Regions from separate parts of the Homo sapiens genome. Here all the other regions are linked to region 2. Evidence: chromatin loops called from intact Hi-C (ENCODE). Cell type or tissue: heart right ventricle. All regions are shown on one strand. Region 1 overlaps RAPGEF5 (Rap guanine nucleotide exchange factor 5). Region 2 has its middle 160 kb from the start of CDCA7L. Region 3 overlaps STEAP1B (STEAP family member 1B).

Evidence for each region. Peaks named below come from ENCODE experiments on the same cell type or tissue, not always from the same donor. Only the 100,000 strongest peaks of a DNase experiment are listed, where the experiment ranks them.
Region 1: a loop joins it to region 2, with 6 times the contacts of the local background. A loop is called at or near these places in 51 of 110 quality-filtered maps.
Region 3: a loop joins it to region 2, with 11 times the contacts of the local background. A loop is called at or near these places in 108 of 110 quality-filtered maps.

What each region holds. Positions count from the first base shown.
Region 1 is chr7:22,291,283-22,299,282 of GRCh38, reverse strand. The region is part of intron 5 of RAPGEF5 (Rap guanine nucleotide exchange factor 5); the gene reads left to right. It also overlaps the pseudogene RNA5SP227. Among named protein-coding and RNA genes, the nearest start is that of RAPGEF5, 62 kb to the left of the region's middle. In heart right ventricle, CTCF peaks have their summits at 2,155 and 3,080; no DNase peak of the experiment used is centred here.
Region 2 is chr7:22,105,624-22,113,623 of GRCh38, reverse strand. No RefSeq gene overlaps it. Among named protein-coding and RNA genes, the nearest start is that of CDCA7L, 160 kb to the right of the region's middle. In heart right ventricle, a CTCF peak has its summit at 3,166 (motif pointing left); DNase peaks (open chromatin) are centred at 3,143 and 3,760; H3K27ac peaks cover 297 bases; H3K27me3 peaks cover 724 bases.
Region 3 is chr7:22,484,237-22,492,236 of GRCh38, reverse strand. All of the region lies in intron 4 of STEAP1B (STEAP family member 1B), which reads left to right. Among named protein-coding and RNA genes, the nearest start is that of STEAP1B, 12 kb to the left of the region's middle. In heart right ventricle, a CTCF peak has its summit at 3,170 (motif pointing right); a DNase peak (open chromatin) is centred at 3,186.

The DNA of each region.
Region 1 (8,000 bases), 190 kb before region 2:
ATGTACATTAAAACATAACATGCTCAAAATTATGGGATGCAGCTAAAGCAATACTTAGAGGAATATCGATAGATTTTAATGCTTATATTAGGAAAGAATAAATGTCTTAGATCAATGATCAGGGCTTCCACCTCAGAAAGCTAGCCAAAGAAAAACAAACTACAAAGAAGGAATTAATAAAGATAACAAAAATTGATGTAAGTGAAAAGAAATTAGAAAAAAAAATAATGAAACTAAGTTGGTTCTTTGAAAAAAAAAAAAAAGGTACGAAATCTCTCACCAGAGTGTTGAAGAAAACAAAAAGACAAATTGCCAATATCAGGAATAAAAGAAGGAATATCACTGCAGACTTACATTTGAAAGCTAACAAATGAATATTATGAACAACTATGTGATCATTAATTTGAAAACTTAGGTGGAATGGACACATTCTTTGAAAGACATTAACTACCTATGGTCCTTCAACAAGAATCTGAATAGAATTATGTATACTAAAGTAATTGAATTTGTAGTTGATGCCCTTCAAACAAGGAAACAATGGGCTTACATAAGTTTACTGGCAGATTTAACTAAACATTTAAAAAATAACTTATGTCATTTCTCCTATCCAAGTACGAACCAGGCCCAATCCTGCTTAGCCTCTAAGATAGGACAAGATCAGGCACCTTCAGGGTTGTATGACCATAGACAAATTATGTCATTTCTATATAACCTCTTTCAGAAAATTAAAGAGGAGTGACTGTTTCACATTCATTTTATGAGGCCAGCACTGTCATGACAAATTTCAGAGAAAGAAAACAGTAAGGCCGGGCGCGGTGGCTCATGCCTGTAATCCCTACACTTTGGGAGTCTGAGGCGGGCGGATCACGTGAGGACAGAAGTTTGAGACCAGCCTGACCAATATGGAGAAACCCCATCTCTACTAAAATATGAAAAAATTAGCCAGGCGTGGTGGTGCATGGCTGTAATCCCACCTACTCGGGAGACTGAAGCAGGAGAATCGCTTGAACTGGGGTGGCAGAGGTTGCAGTGAGCCAAGATCACGCCATTGCACTCCAGCCTGGGCAACAAGAGTGAAACTCCGTCTCAAAAAAAAAAAAAACAAAAAACAGAACAATATGACTCATTAGCATAGACACAATCTTCCTCACATATAAAAATTATAAATACGTTATGAAAAAGGGGAGTTTACCCTAGGAATACAAGGATGGCTCAACACTCAAAAATCATTCAATATAATTCACCATATTCACAAGCTAAAAATAGACAAATTATATGATAAATTTTATAGATGCAGACAAAGAATTAGAGAAAATTTAACCCTTCAAGATAAAAATTCTCAGAAAAATAGAAATATAAGAGAACTTCCTCAATCTGATAAGACTTTATACAAAACCCATAGCTTGCATCATACTTAATGGTAAGAGACTAAATGCTTGCCTACTAAGATCAGAACAAGGCTAATATGTCTTCTCTTAGTACACCTCTTCCACTCAGGCCAGTGCAAAAAGTCAAGAAAAAGAGATAAAAGGCATATATTTGGAGGAAAACATAAAGCCATCTCTCCTTGCAGATGACATAGTTATATACATAAAAAAAATCACAGGATTAATACTTCCTCTCTCTTCAGCCATCACTGGCCATGGCCATCTAGCGTCTTGTTCTGTCAGATTTTAAAGGTAGATGGAAGAGGTGGTTCGTTAAGGAGTCTAAGGATGATCAGTCTCATTTTATATTCATGGCCTTTAATCTTGAGTGGGTCTTCAATGCTGTGGGGTGGTCCTGTTCATTTCTTGGTATATTCAGTCTCCTAGAAAACTGTATCACAATTGCTCCCCTCTTACCTCTTTTTCCTTGCTTTTTATTTCATTGAAAGGAACATTTTAAAAACTATCTTTCTCATGTTTTATTTACCAAATCTGTCAACCTGCCTGCATCTATATTGGTGGACTCTATCTTTGCTCCTGATAAAAATGGATGCATGGTCCACATTCTTATTTAAGGTCAGTTTCCTCACATTGTGCACTGATCCCATCTCTGCACCCCTACTCAAGGATCTCATTTCTGAAATCTCATTTTTTTCCTGCTTCATCAGCTTTTTCCTCTACTGGATTGTTCTTTTCAGCATGTGTTGATATTTCCCTATATCTCCCTCTAGCTGCTGCACAATGTCTCTGTTCCCTTTTACAGCAAAACTCTTCAAAAGATATATTTATGGTTACTTTCTCTACCTCTTCTATTCTTTTCTGAATCTACTCCATTCAGGCTTTCAACAGTACCACTCCACTGAAGGCAACCTTGTCAAGATTACAGAAGTCTTCCATGTTGCCAAATGCCAAAATGCTGATTTTTCAGTCCTCATCTTACTTGACATGACAGCAGCATTTGGCACAATTGATCATGTCCTGGAAGCAGTTTTTCCACTTGGCCCCTGGGATAACATCTCTTGGCTCTTCTGTCTCACTAGCTGCTGCTTTTAAGGCTCCTTTGCTAATCTTTCCTTTTCCTGATTGTATTAACTGTGTTTCAGTGCTTTGACATCTGGGGCCTTGCTGACCCTGGAAAGACTGCCCAACCCAGGAATAGTCCATTCCTAGAGACAGTAGAGAACTTACCTGCTAGCTTTGCTGGGAGCATACCTTTCATAGGTAAGCCAGCCACTCCAGAGCTCATAACATAACCACTTTTTTTTATTGGGCTTTCACCTTCTGGGCTACTTTTCACCTGCCCTAATCACCCCAGCTCCAGGTACCAAACAGTTAGGGGCAGTCCCTATGCTTTTGGTCCTGCTGAAGTTAATCAAACAGTCTATCCTCAGCCTGTTTACCCTGCCTTACCCGTTCTATTCTGGGGAAATCACAATAGAGGTTATTTCCCACATCTTCCCCCATGTCCTCTGCCTCCTGACTGACACTGGTGCCTCCCTGTGTGGCTCCTCCTTGTGTGTCATCCCCCCTTCTCTTGGGAACTGTGAGTAAAAAACTGTCTTTTTAATGCCAGTCATCTCTTGAGCTGTTTGCCTCAGATTATTCAGACTGGCTGTCCCTAAATAATGAAACCTTCATTTTGAAGCAGTGACCTCTAAACACAGTAGAGGTCAGTCTTGGACTTCTCTTATTTTTTCTGCTCTCACTTTGGATGTGCCCTCACCCAGTCATGTACTTAACATCGTCTCACAGTGATGGTTTCCAAAATTCAGGTCCCTGTCTCCTCTTACCACCCTATACAAAATAGCACCTCCACCACCCCTCACTTCTGCCTCCTTTGTTCTCCTTACCCTGCCTGGTTTTTTCTTACTACCTGATGTTTATTAGCAACATGAGACATCCCTTGGCCTCCTTAGTTTCTGAAATGGTGATGGATTCACACTCTCTGGCCAGAGAGCTTAAGTTCAAGTCTGCTATTCCGATGTCTGAAGCCTACCCTTTGTACTCCTAACTTTACTTTTCCTAATTAGATCCTCATGACACTTGGAGAGGAGGAAATACCGTGTGGGTAAACAAACTTTTTTTTTTTTAGTATTTTTCAAAAAATTTTTGTGATGGAACTTGGCATAAGATTTGTATTGGCATCGTAAGTGAACAAAATTTCCACTTATTACTTTAAACTGTTTTTGTAAAAAGTGTTATGAAATCAGCTAGTCCTAGTCTTTGTGATTACTCATTACCTCCTCTCCCAAGGAAACACTAAGTCCTTCAAAATTTCCATTGTTTATAGACAAGGCTTATTCCAGGTGTGGGAACAGATTGCTTATCTTTATCAGAGTACACTTATGTTTAAGAGTAGTACAGGAATTTTGCAAAAATTGGACATCTAGGCCTGATTATATTAGCATTTGAAATTGAGCCATCTAATTAAATATTAAACATTAATACTCAAATCCTCAAAATCAAATGTGAAAAATCTAATTTTATTCAGTTTAGATTAATATATAACTATACACTCTGGACTCTTAATGAAACCTTTCCCATTCATAATTCCCTTTTAGTACATTTTTTCTATAAGCATAACTAGTAGCCAGAAGCTATGAAAAATTATCTTCTCTTGAGAAGGTGAACAATGTTTGTATTCATGATATCAAAGATCTCAAGAAAAATCTAATTCTCATTCTTCCACCATCCCACTTCTTTTTTCATAGGAATTTGCTTTGTTAAGCAAAACTTACTTGTCTAGAATATAGACATCATGGGTAGGGGAAATGGGGAGATGTTGATCAAAGCATACAAACTTTCATTTATTAAATTGAGCAAGTTCTGGAGGTCTAATGTACAGCATGAGTGGTGATGGGTGTTAATAAATTTGATTGTGCTAATCACAGTGTATTCACAAATAATCATGTGGCACACCTTGAATAGATATCTTTGTTAATTACATATTTTTAAGTATAAAAAGATTTTGGCTTTATGCTAAGTGAGACGGGAAGTCATTCAAGGATTTTGAGTAGAGGGACATGAACTAACTTACATTTTAGCAAGACTATGCTGGCTTCTGAGTCCAGGTGAGAGATGTTGTGGCTGGGACCACAGTGGCAGTGATGGAGGTGGTGAGACGTGGTCAGGTGAGAGATATGTCTTGAAGAGCCAGTAGGATTTCAGGGTGGATACAAGGCAGAGTATGAGAGAAAGGGGTTCAAGAATGACTTCCAGTTGGAAGGATGGAGTTTCCATCAATTAAGGTGAGGAAGACTATAGGAAGGGCAGGGCTTTTTGTTATTTTCCTTTTGGGTAGGAGTGGACATAATGATAATGCATCCAGTTTGATGGTTAGAGGGATGAGGGTGGAGGACCATAGGTTTTTGTCATCTCTGCATCCTCACAGTGACACCCTTAGATATTGCAGACCTCTTGAACTTACAGAGACATCTGCCTAGAGCACCAGGACTCAGCACTCTCCCCTGGAGAGTTACCAGGTCTGGCTTGGGGCATTGGTAAGCAGAGACCTTGAAAGGTAACCCAGGGAATTCCTAAAGGAGAGCATCTGTTGGCATAAACCCTCAGGGAGGGATCTTCCTTCCAGGGGTCACTCTATTTCTCTTCTCTTTCTGTCTTATGTCACTTGTCACTGTCATTACCTGCTGATTCCAGTAAGAGTTTCTTTATTTTCTTTCTCTAATCACTGACAAACTAGACCCACAGCTTCTCTCTCTCTGTCTCTCTCTCTCTCTCATTCACGAGCAGCACAGCCCCCTTTAGTAATAATGGAAAACATGCAAGTGTTATACTTGCTTTTCCTCTGCTGCATCTGTTTCCTTATTTATTTTGATTGGATAAGTGAGAACTTTGTCTTTCCTGGGTTGCACTGAAAAGTATTTACACACATTAAAACAGAATGTGTTTAAATTTTGTAAAAGGTACATTTGCTGGAGAAAAGAGAGTCTGGTATTTTTGGGCGATTTAGTCTAGAGCTGAGGAGGAGGTTTAAGGTAAAAAGTGACCGTAGTGGTGAAAGAAAGGAGAGTGGCCGAGTATTGCCTTCTCTCTTCTTTCCCCCTTTTCAGGCTCTCCCGCTGTTGCCTGTTGCTACCAGTCCTGCCTTCATGACCTTCCTTTACACCAGGTGAGGGACAGTTGCGTGCTGGTGCAGCGGGGCATGGGGCATGTTAGCAGGGAAGGAAGAGCATTTCCGAATTCTAGAGCTCTCAGTGGGCAAGTGAGGAAAATCCTTGAAGGTTTGGAGTCTGGAGAAGAGCAGGACCAGATCTGGGTTTTAGAAAGGTGATCCTGATATCTTTAGGCATCTGGGTACAAGAAGAGAAGCCAGAGACAAGCTTGTCAGAAGGTGGTTAAAATAATTTGTTCAAGCGAAGATGAGAGCCTAGACTGTCGAAGAGGCTTGGCAGGGAAGGAAGGGAAGTGAGAGGATCTGGTGACTTCCCAAAGGCCGGAGTGAGGAGGGAAGGGATGGCTCTAGGGTGAACAGGACCCATGATTCCAAGGGGAGAGCTGAGGGCAGGAGGTAAGAGAGGAGTTCAGTGTGAGTTAGGTTGAGTTAGCCTGTAAGGTACCCATGTGGGTGAAAATAAAGTTCCTGGAATTGCCACACAGAGCCACTTTGAAGGCAGATGGAAAAACAGGGCAAGCTCAGGGGAGAGCCAGAAGCTAGAGAGATACTTGGGAGTTCTGGGCTTAAATCTTGGTGATTGAGGTGATAACAGTGGGATATGGGCTGTGGGACAGCTCTTGGGAGATCATCACTCTGTCCCTCTTACACATATTTCCTTAAGAGATGTTTTTGCTAAGGCATGGTTTGTGCTGGAAGATCAATGAAAGACAGTTTTGCTTCCAAACAGGGACTAAATTGTTTGTCACTAAAACAGCAGCAGCTCAACCGTTAGTTACCAGTCTCGTATACAAGAGCTTCTCTTGGAATTTTGAGTTCCTTTCAGCAGCTTGTTGAAAACAGATTTATGAGAGAATCTGTGCTAGTGCAAAATACCTCATGCTCGTTAACTAATACTTCGGGTGTCTGTTGGGGTCTGAGAAACATGAAAAGGCACAACCAGCCCATGTGTCACTACAGACACAGACAAAGCAGCAGAAGCCCTTGTTTTGTTCTCTTGCCTCTAGTGCCTTTGGTTCTTAATTTCCTGTCTTTTCAGTCACCTCAGCTTAATCACATAAATCTGGTTTGGTGGTTGAGGTTATAAAGCGTTTCCAGTCTGTTCTCAGTATAACCACAGAAGCCTTGTGAATAGAGAATCTTAATAATAAAGCTTGTTCAAAATACTCATCATCCAGGTAACCTTATTAAAAAAAGATCCCAAGTTATAATGCTCAGTTCCCACAGTTTTTATTGGGCAGATTGTTAGCAAGCATCTCAAACACTTTGCTGCATGAGCGCTTAAGTTATTTGACAACATCAGCACTGCTTCATACCTGTATCTTGCAATTTTTGTAAAGGCAGTGGTTTGTAGTGCATTGCTGTGATTTGAAGGGTGGGACTTTCTTTCTGGAAAAGGGTTTAATAACATTTACAGAAACAAGAAGGCAATGCCAGAAGTGATCCAACTGGCTTTTCCCTTCTTAAAGAGCTGCTTCTCAGCTGTCCCATGAGCTGGGAGAAGCCCTCCTGCCCCATAAGGCTGGCGTTGCAGCTGACACACTGTAGTTACTGAGATTGAAATCAATCACTGGACTGTGATGCTGTTAATACTGCTCTGCAGGGCAGTGACCTCCAATCCCCCCTCCGCCCCCTGTCCACAGCATACATTGAAAGGGATTGCTTGTGGAAATAGATCTTGGAGACAATTTTATATATTCAATAGCATTAGTCAGTTTTTTTCTTTGACCAAACTAGGAAAAAATGTAGTTTATGAGATTGTTCTTAAGAAGTAGATAATTTTGTCTGTTAGAATATACATTTGGTGAAGTCTTTTTTCATGAATTAAGTTAAAAAGATTGTTTTCCCCAAACAAACAAACAAACAAACTGATCTTACATTGTTACACATCTCATTAGTTATTTAACACGTGCATAATATTCTTAGCTTCTTAGTTGGGCGGTAATCTCTTGAGAAAGCAAATACAAAGCCATACAAAACTTCTGCGTTTTTATATTCCTCATAATTCCCATAGTGGTATTAGGCCTATAATAATACCGTTTTATAGTAAGTTTGTTTTGGCTAAAACTCAATTTCAGTGGAAAGTTCACATTTCATATTTTCAAAATCTGGATTCCATTTAGATTTAGGAAATTTCAGCACTTAACCACCTTTTATTTGCATCTACCTTCTGTGCAAGCCCATATATTTTACAACTGGCATGTCAGGGTTATTCTGCTGTATCATGGGGTGAGTAATACCCCATCGTCAGGATTCAATTGGTGCATTGTAAAGAGGTTCTTGCTAATTGATTTTGTGAGAACATTTGGCCTGCAAGAGGATTATGTTCCTATGGAGTTACTGTCACAACCTTTGTTATTTTCATGAGTACTTTTGCTAATATAATAACAATGACATTATTTGCCCTTTATTCTTCCTAACTTGGTAGATAAATTTGAGCA
Region 2 (8,000 bases):
AGAATATGAGAGATTTCCTTTTGGAATCCCCTCATGCCTTGCACAATGCCAGGACAAAGCAATGGCTCCCTAAGTATTGGCTGATTTATCTGAATGAAGGTATCTTCCTATAGCTTGCCAAGTTGGGATAATACTCCTGTTAGTATTCATGCTATTATTATTCCTGTGTTTGGAGGCAAAAATGCTGACTAGACCTTGGGCCACAACTTCTCTGAGGACTGGGCAAAGCGCTCTTGCTAGATGCCACCCCATTCCTTTCCCTGCTGGCCCTCTGCAGGGACTCCAGGCCAGGAATCCCTGAACAGCAGCTCCCCTTCCAAACCTTGAGCTGCTGGTTTGCCACATGCAAGCGTCATCATTTCTGACAAGGGCCTGAAAACAGCAGGCTGTTCACTGTGCTCTGTGGTGTGCTCTGTGCTTGGAGGAAATCTCTGCTTTCATTTAGAACGCAGTCTGCAAGCTAAAGGGCAGAGCCTGCACTCTGAGGCCTGGGTTGAGATGAAGTCCCCATTGTAAAAGCAGGAGAGGCCAAAAAAGGGATGGTTCACCCTGGGCCCCATGTTATACTTGCATGGTGTTTTTCTTCCTTAAATCAACCAATAGCTGACCCCCTCACCCACCTCTCTCTACCTGGTAATATTAGCTCATTCACATTAGTCTACAGTGGCCCTCATCAGCTCCATCTTCTATCCTATGTACTGATCATCTACTGTATGCCAGGTACTATTCTAGGTGATGGAAAAACAACTATGAACAAAGACCCCCCCTACTTTTTTTTTTTTTTTTTTTGAGTCAGAGTCTCACTCTGTGGCTCAGGCTGGAGTGCAATGGCGCCATCTTGGCTCACTGCAACCTCCGCCTCCTGGGTTCAAGCAATTCTTCTGCCTCAGCCCCCCGAGCAGCTGGAACTACAGGCACCTGCCACCATGCCTGGCTAATTTTTGTATTTTGAGTAGAGATGGAGTTTCACCATATTGGCCAGACTGGTCTCTTGGCCAGGCTGGTCTCAAACTCCTGACCTCGTGATCTGCCCACCTCGGCCTCCCGAAGTGCTGGGATTACAAGCGTGAGCCACTGCGCCTGGCAAAGACCTCTTCTTCATGGACCTTTGATCCAAGGAAAAAGGCCATAAACAGAACAGGTAAGTAACATGTAGCAGACACATTAGATGGTAATAAGGTTCTCAAGAGCAAAAAAGCTAAGGCAGGGAAGGGCATTAGGGAGTGCCAGGCTCCCTAACTGGGTGGGATCTTAAGTAGGGTACCTAGGGAAGTTCTTTGTTATGAGTTTACATGTGTCTCCCTAGAATTTAATATTTAAAGTCCTAATCTCTGATACCTCAGAATATTACCTTTTTTGAGATAGGGTCTTCACAGAGGTAATCAACTGAAAATGAGGTTTTAGGGTGAGCCTGAATCCAATGTCACTGGTGTTCTCCTAACAGGGAAATTTGGAGACAGACACAGGCAGGGAGAACACCCATGTGAGCATGAAGGTGGCCACTCATGCTGGGGGTGGGGGATGGAGGGGAGTACCTGGAGCAGACCTTTCCTTCACAGCCCTCAAAAGCAACAGACCCTGCGAGCACCTTGATCTCAGACTTTCAGCCTTCAAAACTGTGAAGCAATACATTTCTGTTGTTTGAGCCACCCAGCCTGTGGTATTTTGTTACAGTAGCCCCGAGAAACTCATGTAGCTTTGCTGGGAAGACCTGAAGGAAGTGAGGGACCCACCCATGCAAATCCCTGGGGGAAAAGCATTCTGGGCAGAGGGAACATCAAGTGCAAAGGTGTCGAGTGTGCCCCTTGGAGTTCAGCAACCAGCGAGGATCCTGGTGCAGCTGGAGCCAGTCAGGAAAGGAAGAGAAGCAGAGGAGGTCAGAGATAACTGGGGCCAGATCACATGGAGCCTTGATGTTTACCTTAAGTCAGATGAGAAACCACTGGAAGATTTTAAGCAGAGAAGGACATGACCACTCTGGCTACTGAATTTCAGACCAAATAGGGGCAAAGGTGGAAGTAGGGAAATCCGTGAGCTTATTGCAATAATACAAGCAAATACCATGGTGACTTCCACCAGGTGGTGGCATGGGGTGATATGACATAGAGTCATTCTGGATATATTTAGGAAGATACATCTGATATGGTTTGCTGATAAATTAGATATGGAGAAAGAGAAAGTTAAGAGTTAACCACAAGATTTTTGGTTTGACCAGCTGAAATCATGGAATTGCAACTAATTGCAATGAAAAAGACCTTGGAGATGGCAGGTTTGAAGGAGAATAGCAGGAACTCAGTTCGGGACATATTTGGTTTGAGATGTCCACTAGATAGACATGGATTGGAACTAACAATAATCTCTTTGTACCAAGTCTGACTTGTGTGCTTGATTTAGGGGACTTTCTACATCATCCACATCTGGGATTTCACCAGTCAAAGCCATTCTATGAGCTGGGGTGTTGTGCTGGATGAATACTTGCTCAATAATGATGCTTCAAACCTCCAGGTCCAAGCTCCAAGCATTGTCAGCACAGCCATGTGGAGCAACTTCGATGCACAGAACCTCTTCAAGTCCAACCAAATAGACACCACCCACTTGGGCAACAAGCCATCTCAGAGGGCAACCACCTCATGGGGCTCTCGACACTCTTCCCCTAGCAACCATACTTCAACTTTGACTTCACGGTTTGTTTAGTGCTGCCTTCTCATTCGGGCCTTCCTTTCCAGAAGAAATGTAGAAATATGAATTACACTTCTGTCATTAGAGATTCCAGAGGCTTCAATTAGGCAAGCTGAAATAAAATCTGTCTAAAAGACACGTAGTAATAGGCCTTTGAAACAAGCTTCGAGGTGGTCCCAGACATTCAGTTCCAATTTCACATTGCATAGCCAGAAACAAACTTGTACCTCAATGGGAAAGAACTTTTCAGACAGTCCATTATTTTTTTATGTTACCTTCTTTTGTCATCAAAAAATGATCTGGATCTCTTCTCTCCTCCTCACTTAAGTAACTTTTCTTCATGTCCTGGGTCATGCCCCAGGAATTTTTATCTACAAAGTGCTCAGCCTGGTGCACAATGCACATTCGCTGCTTAATAAATATTTGTTGCCTGAGATGCGTGCTGCTGGCATGACCAAAATGTGAGACGTTAGCGACATCTGCTGGGGATATGGTGATGGTGTGCAGAATTTAAGTCAGAAATGCATGTTTTTGAAGGGCTGAGTTAAATCAAATGCCACAATGGGGCACTGTTGGAAGCTTATGTCTACAGTGATGAGGCCATGGCTTTGCAGCTCTTCCTTACCAGGATGTGGTCCAGTGGGTTATTGTTCTCCTACAATATAATGCAGCCTTGTTTTTTTAAAAATACAGAAATCAAGAAGATGGAAAAGGAGCTGAACTGGGGAAAGCTGAGGTTTGCACAGGTCTGTTGGCTCCTAAGAAAATGAAGAAAGTGAGGGCAGGGAAAGGATGGAGAAGCAGGTCTCCAGTCTTCCCCCACTCCGACCGCTGGCCCTCAGGAGAAAGTGCAAGTGCCCAAAAGCAACTTCCCAGCCACTGTCCTTCCCCAGCCTCACCTCTGGCTTCTGCTCCCTGTTCCTGCCCCACACCCCAGGGGACACATTCCTCAGGTCCACTCCAGCCCAGCTAAAACGTTCAGGCACTCACCTCCAGACCTTTGAGCTTATTTGTTCAACAGCCAAGTAGCGAGTGGGGACTTGGGAACACTAGGAGGCGCTGTGCTAAACATGGGTGTACATTCCAGAGCCAGTCCAGGGAGTGTGGTTCCGGAACGGGTGGAGCTTCTGGTGTAGTGGATGTGGACTTTCTGGCCTGGAGCTCCTCTCTCCTCCTCACATAAGTAACTCTTCTTCATGCCCCAGGTCTCAGCACCCCCAGGAAACCTGCACTGGCCCCTCTAGCCTACACCAGATTCCCCCCAACCAAGCACCCTCGTAACACCTGGGTTTACCCCTCTCCAACCAAGTCAGAGCCTCTGAACTAGTTGGCCTGCTCCTCACCTCCCAATACACTAGATGTCCCCTCAAGCACCGGTTGCCTTCTTTACATTTATGTATCAGTGTTGATCACAAAACCAGAACAAGGTAGGTACTTCTGTGGTCCTGGAAGAGCTATGGTAACTGTCATAGACCCAGGAAAGACGCCGTTTACTACGCAGAGGTGCTGCGGTGAGTGACAGGAGACTCAGCAGCATTGTCATATCACAGAGCAAACCCTGCCTGCTGGGCTTCCAGGCCATGTGAAGGTAGAGATAACCGATGACCTGCTTGATTGAATGTGGAGCCCATGGGGCTGGTAGGGGTGCCAGGGCTTCAGATCTCTTCCAGTGTTCTGGGGTCTGCCTGTCCCAGGAGCTGGCAGCAATTCCAACACATTCCTGAGCACTTATTGCTAAGGTGAATCCAAGTTCACGTTCCCAGAACGGGTTCCGAGTCAACCACGCCAGAGGTCTGCGCCAGCTGCACTTGGTCTAGGAGGCCTGGGACCACCGTCAGCCCATTCTTCCTTGAGGCTCCGGAACAGCGTGGGACATTAGCTGAGCTGTGCTCAGAAGCAACTCTCTCGCTGATTAGGGCTGCCGAGAGTCCCATCGTCTGCTCACCTGTCAATCAATCAAGCCTCTTCACTGCCATCCTGACCATCCTGTCAGGGCTGATCACCTTGGCTGCTCACAGAACCCATGAGGACTGAGAATTTCCCAGATCCTCACAATGACTGAGCAGCCCTGCTTCCCTGGACCTTTATAAGCATCTGGAACATGCCCAGGTGTGCCAGGTGTGGCCTCCATGGCCTGCCAGAGGAGGGGGCAGGGGGAGTGCAAAGACTGAATCAGACAAAGACTAAGCTTTGCTTCTGCCCCTTCTTCACCCTTTTTTCCCATGCAAGAGTCTCAAAGGCAGATCCAGAAGGAAAAGTCAGCAACATTCCACCATTCGATTCCTTTTCTTGGCCCCAGTGTGTGCCCTGGGGCCCTTTCGTTCTTTGGCCTGGGTAGAGTGTGTGGCCACACGCTGCTGAAAAGGTCAGGGTCAAGATGCTGGGAGCTGCCAGTGGCGCTAGAGGAACCCATGTTTTCCATTGTGGATTAAAATACCCATTTGCCTGCGGCTGAGCTTCCCCTCCGAATCCAATAGGTCAATAAGGACCAAGGACAAAGCACAAACAGGGCCTGGAAGCCAAGAGATGTCGATAAAAATGGAGATGAATAGGCATTTCAGTGCGGGCAGGCCGTGGGTGTGGGGCATTGTCTTTTCTCTGGCCGGCAGTGCCTGGCCACTTTGTCTCCAAACAGTGCTTCCATTTTAGAGATGCCAGATTGGTTTGGACCCAAAGCTTGACTGTTGCGGGGTGGGCTGAGGTGGGAGTGGGGAGGATTCACACAGAAAAAAAAAAAAAGGCATCCTTCTGGGTGCCAAACGTGGCAGTTCCTCCGTTTCTTTCCAGTACAAAGCCCTCCCGATGCGGAAAACACTCCTTTTTGACCGTGTTACTCTTCTTTCCTTTTAAGAAAATAAGTTCCCAATCTTTGGGTTTTTTAAACAGTGCAAATGCTGGCATTTCAGAGCTGCTTTAGTGTCTTCGGCTAGATGTTGAAAAGAGCCCAGTCTTCTCTCATTATTTCCTCTGCCCCTCAGTTTATTTCATGTAGAGCTCTAACTGAAAGATCCCAGCCGGGTGCAGTGGCTCATGCCTGTAATCCCAGCACTTTTGGAGGCCGAGGCAGGTGGATCACAAGGTCAGGAGATCGACCCACCCTGGCTAACACGGTGAAACCCCGTCTCTACTAAAAATACAAAAAATTAGCCGGGCGTGGTGGCAGACACCTGTAGTCCCACCTACTCGGGAGGCTGAGGCAGGAAAATGGCATGTACCCGGGAGGCGGAGTTGCAGTGAGCCGAGATGGCGCCACTGCACCCCAGCCTGGGTGACAGAGTGAGACTCCATCTCCAAAAAAAAGAAAAAAAGAAAAGAAAGATCCCTGGAGTATGAGTCAGGAAACACAGGTTCTGCTCCCACTCTACCATCCTTCTGGCACCGTGACCTTGGGCAAGTCATCATCTCTGAGTCGGATTTTCTAACATTCTGTGACTATGCAGAATCACAGGATGGGAGGAGGCATGCCTTAGTTAGTTCACGGGGTCGCTATGTAATAAATGTTTGATTATGTATTGGTGACCTCATTCATGCATTCATCAGATATGCCAGGGATCACAGCAGGCATGAAGATACAAAGTGAAATGAGACCAGTCCCTGCCCATGAACAGGCAGCATGACAACATGATGGACAGAGCACGGATTTTCTGAGGGATACAGCCAGGTCCCACCCCTAATTAGCTTCTTGAGCTCAGCTAAGTTCTTAAAACTTCTCTGAGCCTTGATTTTCTCATCTGCATGATGGATTATTTTATAGGTTGACCACTCGTCCTGGTTTGCCTGAGACTGAAGGGCATCCTGGGACACAGAACTTCCAGTGCTAAAACCCAGAAAATCCCAGGCATATCAAGATGAGTTGGTCACTTAGAGGACAGATGAATTGAAATGACATATAGAAATGGACTCACACTGTGCCCTGCATCTAATAGCTGCTCTATAAATGTAGTCACACAAAAACGTGCTCCTCACATGGTAAAAGAAAAATAAAATGAAACAAATAGGTGAGTGCAAAATAATTGCAGTTTTTGAATTGTTGGAATTTGCTGTATAATACTGGAATACATTCTTAAATAAATGTGGTTATGTTATACATCATTTTAATGGACATTTCTCGCTTTATGTTTGCTAATGACTTATCACTTGCTGTTTATTTTATGTGTATTTAAACTATAGAAATGATGTTAGACATAAAGCAAATTCAAGTGATTTTCTTATTCGAGTTCAAAATGGGTCGTAAAATAGCAGAGACAACTCGTAACATCGACAATGCATTTGGCCCAGGAACTGCTAACGAATGTACAGTGCAGTGGCAGTTCAAGGAGACAAGGAGCGTAGTGGTGGGCCATTGGAAGTTGACAATGACAAACTAAGAGCAATCATTGAAGCTGATCCTCTTACAACCACACAAGAAGTTGCTGAAGAACTCAACATCAGCATTTGAGGCATATTGGAAAGGTGACAAAGCCCGATAAGTGGGTGCCTCATGAGCTGATCGAAAATCAAGAAAATCATCATTTTGAAGTGTCTTCTCTTATTCAACGCAACGGCAAACCATTTCTCAATTGGATTGCCACATGCGACAAAAAGTGGCTTTTATACAACAATTGGTGATGACCAGCTCAGTGACTGGACCCACAAGAAGCTTTGAAGCACTTCCAAAGCCAAACCTGCACCAAAAAAGGTCCTGGTCACTGTTTGGTGGTCTACGGCCGGTCTGATCCACTGCAGCTTTCTGAATCCCAGCGGAACCATTATATCTGAAAAGTATGCTCAGCAAACTGATGAGATGCACCGAAAACTGCAATGCCTGCAGCCGGCATTCGTCAACAGAAAGGGCCCAATTCTTCTTCATGACAATGCACAACCAAAGTTTCAAAAGTTGAACAAATTGGGCTACAAAGTTTTGCCTCATCTGCCACATTCACCGGACTTCTCGCCAACTGACTACCACTTCTTCAAGCATCTCGATAACTTTTTGCAGGGAAAATGCTTCCCCAACAAGCAGGATGCAGAAAATGCATTCCAAGAGTTCGTCGAATCCCGAAGCATGGATTTTTACACTGCAGGAATAAACAAACTTATTAATCATTGGCAAAAATGTGTTGATTGCAATGGTTCCTGTTTTGATTAATGAAGATGTGTTTGAGTCTAGTTCTAATGATTTAAAATTCACGGTCTAAAACCGCAATGACTTTTGCACCAACCTACGCTAAGGCAGCTAAGGCAGCACACAGGAGAGAGGAACTCTGAGAGCATCCCAGGGAGCTGGATGGTGAAGGAGGAGTTGGAGTTGATTAGGTGAGGAATGATGATTGGGGAGGTGC
Region 3 (8,000 bases), 380 kb before region 2:
GGCGATTCTCCTGCCTCAGCCTCCTGAGTAGCTGGGATTACAGGCACCCATCACCATGTCCAGCTAATTTTTGTATTTTTAGTAGAGACAGGGTTTCACCATGTTAGCCAGGATGGTCTCGATCTCCTGACTTGTGATCTGCCCGCCTCGGCCTCCCAAAGTGCTGGGATTACAGACGTGAGCCACCGCGCCCGGCCTACCTATGGCTTTTGAGGGCAAATGGTGTCATCTCCACCTGAATCACTGAATCAGAAAAGAGGGGATGCTGAACAGAAATACTACATATATCCTCTATTCTACTTCACACTTCAGCTGCTTTCTTGGTCTTCTAAACATCCTCATATTACTGTCTCTATCTTCCTTTTCAAACAGAACATAGCTGACAAATTAACTTCAGTAAAACTCAACTTGGATCATATGTTTTCTTTTCTCAAAATCTTCCCTAAATGGGTCCTCACACTTAAAAGGTAAGTCCTTAGTCCTTACCTGGCATTCACACTTTTCTATAATCTCAACCCAGATTCTTCTGGTCTAATCAACAATTTTATACCTCCCCAAAAAAGTCAATTTACTCACTTTCTTCCTAAAATGACTTTGACTCCATGGCCTTGTTCACATTGTTCACATTCTTTATTCACCAAGAATACCTTTTTTCTCTCTTCTTTCCTCTTCAAAGTCTACCCATTCTTCAAATGCAAGACAGAGTTTACTTCCATATAGATTTCTATAGTCATCCCAGCCTGAAGGAACTCCTTTCTCTCCCTTTCGCTCTCATGATATTTTTGTTGTATCATTCTTAAATAATGATGAACTGCTTTATTCTATTATGAATTCATATTTCAATAAGTAACACATATTATCTAGCCATCCATACTGCAAACTTCTTAAAGGCAAGGACAATGGCTTATATTTCTTTTCATCCTGTGAGAGACATAGCTTGCATTTAATAAACATTTATTATATATCTGGATAATTATAGATATGAATATAGATATTAGTGTCACTATACTATGGCACTCAGTTTTAAAAAGAAACCTTCAACACACTAGCTTCAACCAAAGTCCACACCAGACAAGAGCTGTTCAGTAATTAGAAAGATACTCCAATTCTAAAACGATGTGCACTTACTACTACATATCTGCAGAAAATGAGTTGCTACTTTTCAAAATGAACGGAATTGCTGAAGCAATAATCTAGATTATTTTAACCAACAGTTATATACTCCTACTTCAAGATAGCTATCTACAATGGTTAGATATATCACGTACTGCTATTTTGCTCTTAAAGGAGTTTGTTTGAACTGAAGCATAGTCAGCACAAATTACTTCTAGGAAACCATTTCTGAGAGAATTTGGCTCTTTACATCTTTGGCCAGAATTCCTTGACTTTTGGCTTCCAGTCTGTATTTTGCTTTCCTGGTAGAAATGTGTACTCCTAGTATCTTGCTGGCAAGGATGCCTCTGCCAAAAGGAAATACACACTACTTTCTTCATGAAAGAACGGGAACACTCTCAGGTAGACTATTGGCATGTAGTCTAAGTGAAATGAGCCCACCCATCATTACAACCTTACCAAATATGTAAGACGCTTCCAAGTATTGTGGATAAACACTCCTAGGTGTTGTGCATATACAAAATCATCCAGAAGTTACCCTAGAAAGGACGGTAATACAAAATAGTATGCATGTTCCAAGAGAATAATAATGTGTCATAAATAATTACAGAAGGTAGAGTTTTTTTGAGTTTGGAAAGCTCAGGAAAGGTTTCAAAAGGAAACGGATCTAACCAATGGATCATTTAGTAAACATGGACCATTTAGTAGAGTCCCACAAGAGACAGGACTAAAAATGACATATTCTAGGCCAATAGGATAGAAAAAGAGGGCTTACATAGAGGCATAATAAGTAAAATAAGGTAGGCAATTTGGAAATACACTAGAGAAAAGCTTTAAAATTCTGTATTTTATACTATAGACAATGGAGATTTTTGAGTTTTCAAGCACCAGGAAAATAGTGTTTTAATACCAAATTGAGATATAATTGTCAGTTTTTTAAAAAAAAGTTTTCTAAAAATAAAATAAAATCACTAAAATAATTTTGAAGAAAAAGATAAATCGAAAAAGATCTTTTGGATTGTTTTCAAAAAGATAGAAAACATTCTTTTGGAATAGAAATTACGCATAGCTTGGAATGGAATTAATAAAGCTCAAAGTCAGATCATGAATAGGAAGTATAGAATTCAAGCACTTCAGAGGCTGGACCATGAAAGGTAACATTATAACTAAAATAATTCAGCACTTTTATTCACATTTAGTGCTTTTTTCCTGATTATAAAATAACCCAGATATACGGATAGGAGGAATCAATATCATGAAAATGGCCATACTGCCCAAGGTAATTTATAGATTCAATGACATTCCCATCAAGCTACCAATGACTTTCTTCACAGAATTGGAAAAAACTGCTCTAAACTTCATATGGAACCAAAAAAGAGCCCGCATTGCCTTTTGAGGGCTGTGAGGGAGAGCCTGTTCCAGGTCTGTCTCCTGGCTTCTAGTGATTGCTGACAATCTTCAGCATTCCTAGATGCAATGCAGCCCCAGTCTCTGCCTTCACGGTCACATGCTGTTCACCTGTGTGCCTGTCCGTCTCTGTGTCCAAAATTCTCCTTTTTATAAGGAAACCAGTCCTGTGGGCTTGGGGCACACCCTGATGACTTCAGGTGAACTTGATCATCTGCAAAGACCCTATCTCCCAGTAAGGTCACAGTCACAGGTACTTGGGCTTATGACTTCAACATCTTTTTGGAGGACAGAATTCAACCCATAATGGTGCCCAATTATCAGACATATCAACTATGTTTCTTGAGGGTCTTATACCTTTTTCTATTGCTAAGGGGAGTCCATTTAATATAGTACTGTTTAAGTATGGTGCTTTGACCGTATTATGTTCTCTGAAAACTCATGGTCCATGAATGTTGTAACTACTAGTTACATTATTAGCTAGGACAGTGTCTTCCTTACTTGTACCAGGTAAATGAGGACTCCCAAAACAATCAATAGGAGGACAGACCCTAGGTCTTATGTTCTTTTGTGAAGTCACGTGCAGGCGATGCTGCCTCTATGGCGAGAACTCGGGTTTCTGGTTTCTCCCTGCCTGGTTTGAATCTATTCTGAACAGCAGGTGTCGCTGTTGCCTGCTCTGTGACTCTTCATTCCCAGTAAAAAGCCTTGGGTAGAAGAGAACTTATCCAAGGGTACTGCATCCGGTCTTTGCAACTCCTAGTCATTTTTATGGCTTCTTCAACAATTTGATCTACGTGGGGACTTGTCCGTGGCAAGATGTAAGACCTTCCTGGCTTATTTCTAAGAGCCTTCTCAGCCTCCACCTTCATGTGCACTGGCTCAAAGGCTAGAAAACTGAGGGCTGCATGACTGGGGTGTAAGGGACAAGGTCTGTGCGGTTCAGGTCTGCAATTGCATATGTCCCCTGACTGCTTCTGCCTGCTGGGTGCCAGTCAGCAGTGGTTTCCTCTCAAGGGGCTGTTGGAATTATCATCTGTAGTGATGTGGCTCCTGTGAAAACATGGCAGAACCTACCAAGAACTTTTGTTTCCATCTTCCCTTTTGTTAGGGCTGAGGTGTTTGTTTTAAATTCCCCACTGGGTCTGCATTTCAGAGTTGACTTTTTCACTTTGAAAGAAGGCCACAGTGCAACACAGCATGGGTGAGGATGAGGGTGGGGTCCACTTATTCAAGCCCTTCTGATTCCCACTGTCCCTGGGCACTCAGCCTCGAGGGTGACTAGGTAGGGCAAGGGCACTCGCCTTCTTCTGGCTCATAGACTGACAGATGGGAGGGAGGTATGTTGTTAAAGGTTGTGGCTCAGATGATAAAGCCCTTCCTCTTCTCCTTCCCCAAACACAGAATGCAGGGCTCCCGCAGGAAATCTGGGAAGGTATCCTCTGCCACACTGTGGGAAGGATAGGTGGGGCAGGGAAGAAGAGGAAACAGCATGTGCCCAGGCTAACAGGTCCTGGAGGCCATGTGGATGGGGCAGTTGCTCCTTGGGAGGGGGTGGAGTCAAGGGCCAGGAGAGAAGGGACTCGGAGGACTGGGACAATAGCCTGGCCACCTGTTTCAGATGTGGTTGGAGGTATGTGCAGCCACAGCAGTTTCTGGGGTGGCGTGTGGGGAGTAGTCACTTTTCAGATTCTCAACCTCACAAATGGGTTAGAATGCCAGTCACCCTTTATTATGGGGTGGATGGGGTTTTCTGGGGGCAGTCCTGATTTCAATTATTCAGAGATACAGATGCTAATATAATTTGCTCAGTTTTATATTTTACTTGTATTCTTTTCTCTTTTGGAAAGGCAATATAGTAAATCTATGTGTGGATTTTTTTTTTTCTTTTTTCTTTTTTTTTTTTTTTTTTGGGTGGAGTTTTGCTCTTGTTGCCTAGGCTGGAGTGCAATGGTGCGATCTTGGTTCATCGTAACCTCCGCCTCCCAGGTTCAAGTGATTTCCCCTGCCTCAGCCTCCAGAGTGCCTGGGATTACAGGCATGCATCACCATGCCTGGCTAATTTTATAATTTTAGTAGAGACAGGGTTTCTCCACGTTGGTCAGGCTGGTCTTGAACTCCCGACCTCAGGTGATGCACCCCCCCGCCCCCGCCATCCTCGGCGTCCTAAAATGCTGGGATTACAGGCATGAGCCAACGCGCCCGGCATGTGTTTTAATTTCTAGGCCTTTGCAAGACATTTTTTTTTCAAACAAATACTCATGTAACTGAAACCTTTTATCTAACTATCAAGTCTTGGTTTTTGTCATTAGGGTTAGACCTGTGATCATGGTGACATTTTAGAAAACTCTCCAGTGAATCAGATGTAAATTTCTGAGAGCAGAGATCATGTCCTCATCTTTATGTTTTTATTGTTTAGAAACAGGGTCTTGGTCTGTCACCCAGGCTGGAGTACAGTGGTGCGATCACAGCTCACTGCAGCCCCAAACTCCTGGGCTCAAGCGATCCTTCTGCCTTGGTCTCCTAAAGTGCTGGGATTTCAGGCATGAGCCACTGCACCTGGCTGTGTCCTCATTTTTATACCCACATGGCTGAGGAAGAAATAATGGTGACTCTGTAAATAAATGGTAGTTTCTTGTTACCAAGAAGGCTTTTCACCCTTTGTTTCCTTCCTTCCTCTATCTATGTGAAAAGACAAAGCAATACTTGTTAGGATGTCTCTTAACATTTATAGTGACAGCCTTCATCATACCCTGGCCTTTAGGGTGGGGAGTACAGCTTTACGGACACCTTCCTGGGGAAAGCACTGAGTGAGCTGAGAAGGCTGAGCCAGGAGTCCGAGAGTGTGGGATGTCATCATCCCCAGGGCAGCCTGAGTGAAGGCCCTGAAACAGGATCCACCAGGAAGGGCTAGTGGCCAGTGTGGCTAGAAAGGAAGGGAGGGAGCCCCTGAAGGACTTGCCTGAGAGGGAGTGAGGGCAGTTGACATGTGGTTTAGCAGGATGACCCCTTGGCAGGGTGAAAGGTGGGCAGGAAGGGATGTGGAGATTGCCTGAGGTAGAGGGACAGGCACAGGAGAAGATGAGAACTGGTCAGGACCAGAGGGGCTTTTCTGAAAACAAGTATCACTTCAGGAGGGAAGAATCAAGCTGTAGACTGCAGAAAAGTGAGTGGGTGAGGCCTGGAGAAGGGAGCATTTAGGAATCCCTCTGAGAGGGTTGGCATAGGAGGAAGTTTAAGGCGACAAAGCCAGGCTGGTTCAGAGGAGGTGCAAAGGAGGATGAAGTAGAAGCAAAGGCCTCAGGGCCTTGTTTGCAATAACTCTCTTAAACTGTATTCTGCCTCTGGCTTTGGTCCTTTCATGAAAGGCCAGGCAGGTTTATTTGGCCTTCCAGACACAGAACTATACTCCACAGTGCCAATGGGATGTCTGGTCCTTTCTAGTCAGTTTCCTTCAGCGGCTGTTAGAAATTAGTGTTCTGTGAACGCAAGCGACTTTCTCTCTAAACCACCTCTAAGGCAGTGCCTCTAAGCCATGACTGTACAATGAAATCACCTGGGGAGCTTCAAAAAGCAACGATGTGTGCCCTTGCCCCTGGGATTCTGCTGTAATTGGTCTGAGGTGCAGAATGGGCACTGGGATTTTTATAAGCTCTCCAGGTAATCTTAATGTGCAACCGAGTTTGAGAACCACTGAGTGTGGCAGGCTTACGTATGCCAGGCAGTATACTAATAGCTGTGTACGTGTATTATCTCATTCAGGCCTCTTAACCGGTGGTTCTTAAAGTGGAGTCCCCAAACCAGCAGCATCAGCATCCTCTGGAAACCTGTTAGAAATACAGTTCTTGGGTTCCTCTTGAATCAAACTCTGGGTTGGGCTCAGCAATCTATTTTAACAAGGGGAAGCCAGAGGCAGACTCATCTCCAGTTCAGAATCACTGACTTGAAGGAATTTCTCATGGTGGAATTTCACGCAAACTATGTAGAGAAATATACAGGCATACCTTGGACATATTGCTAGTTTGTTTCCAGGCTATTGGAATAAAGTGAGTTGCATGATTTTTTTGTTTCCCAGTGCATATAAAAGTTATATTTAGCTATTTGGGAGGCCAAGGTGAGAGAATCATTTGAAGTCAGGAGTTTGAGGCTGCAGTGAGCTATGATCATGCCACTGCACTCTAGCCTTAGCAACAGAGTGAGAACCTATCTCTAAAAAAATAAAAAAGTTGTTCATACTACACTATAGTCTATTAAGTGTACAATAACATCATGTCTAAAAAATGTACATATCTTAATTTAAAATACTTTATTGCTAAAAAAATGCTGATAATCATCTGAGCTTTCAGTGAGTCATCTTTTTGCTGGTGGAGGTCTTGCTTCAATGTTGATGGCTGCTGACTGATTAGGGTGGAGGTTGCTAAAGGCTAGGTGGCTGTGGCAATTTCTTAAAATAAGACAGTAATGAAGTTTGCCACATCAATGGGCTCTTCCTTTCAGGAAAGATTTCTCTGTGGCATGTGATGCTGTTTGATGGCATTTTACCCACAGTAGAATTTCTTTAAGAATTGGAATCAATCCTCTCAGATCCTGCTACTGCTTCATCAGCTAAGTTTATGTGATATTCTAAATCTTTTGTCATTGTAACAATCTTCACAGCGTCTTCTCCAGGAATAGATTTCATCTCAAGAAACCACTTTCTTTGATCATCTATGAAAAGCAACTCCTCACTTGTTCAAGTTTTATCATGAAATTGCAGCAACTCAGTCACAGCTTCAGGCTGTACTCAGAATTCCAGTTCTCTTGCTGCTATTTCTATACATCTGCATTGACTTTTTCCACTGAAGTCTTGAACCCCTCAAAGTCATCCATGAGGACTGGAATCAACTTCTTCTAAACTCCTATGAATGTTGATAATGTTGATTTCTTTCCACAAATCACAAATATTTTTAATGGCATCTAAAATGGTAAATCTTTCCAGAAGATTCTCAATTGACTTTGCCCAGATCCATTAAGAGGAATCATTACCTATGGCATCTCTGGCCTTATAAAATATACTTCAAAAAATAAGACTTGAAAGTTGAAATGACTCCTTGATTTATGGGCTGCAGAATGAATATGGTATTAGCAGGTGTGAAAAACAAAACAAAACAAAACATTCGTCTCCTTGCATCTCCATCTGAGCTCTTGGGTGACCAGGTGCATTGTCAATGAGGGTAATATTTTGAAAGACATCTTTATTATGAGCAGTAGGTCTCAACAGTGGGCTTAAAATGTGCAGTAAATCATGCTGTAAACAGATGTGTTGTCATCCAGGTTTTGTGCCATGTCTAGAGCACAGGCTGAGTAGATTTAGCATAATTCTGAAGGACCCCAGGATTTTCAGAATGATAAATGTGCATTCGCTTCCACTTACAGTCACCAGCTGCATTAACCCCTAACAAGAATCAGCCTGTCCTTTGTAGCTTTGGAGGCAGGCATGA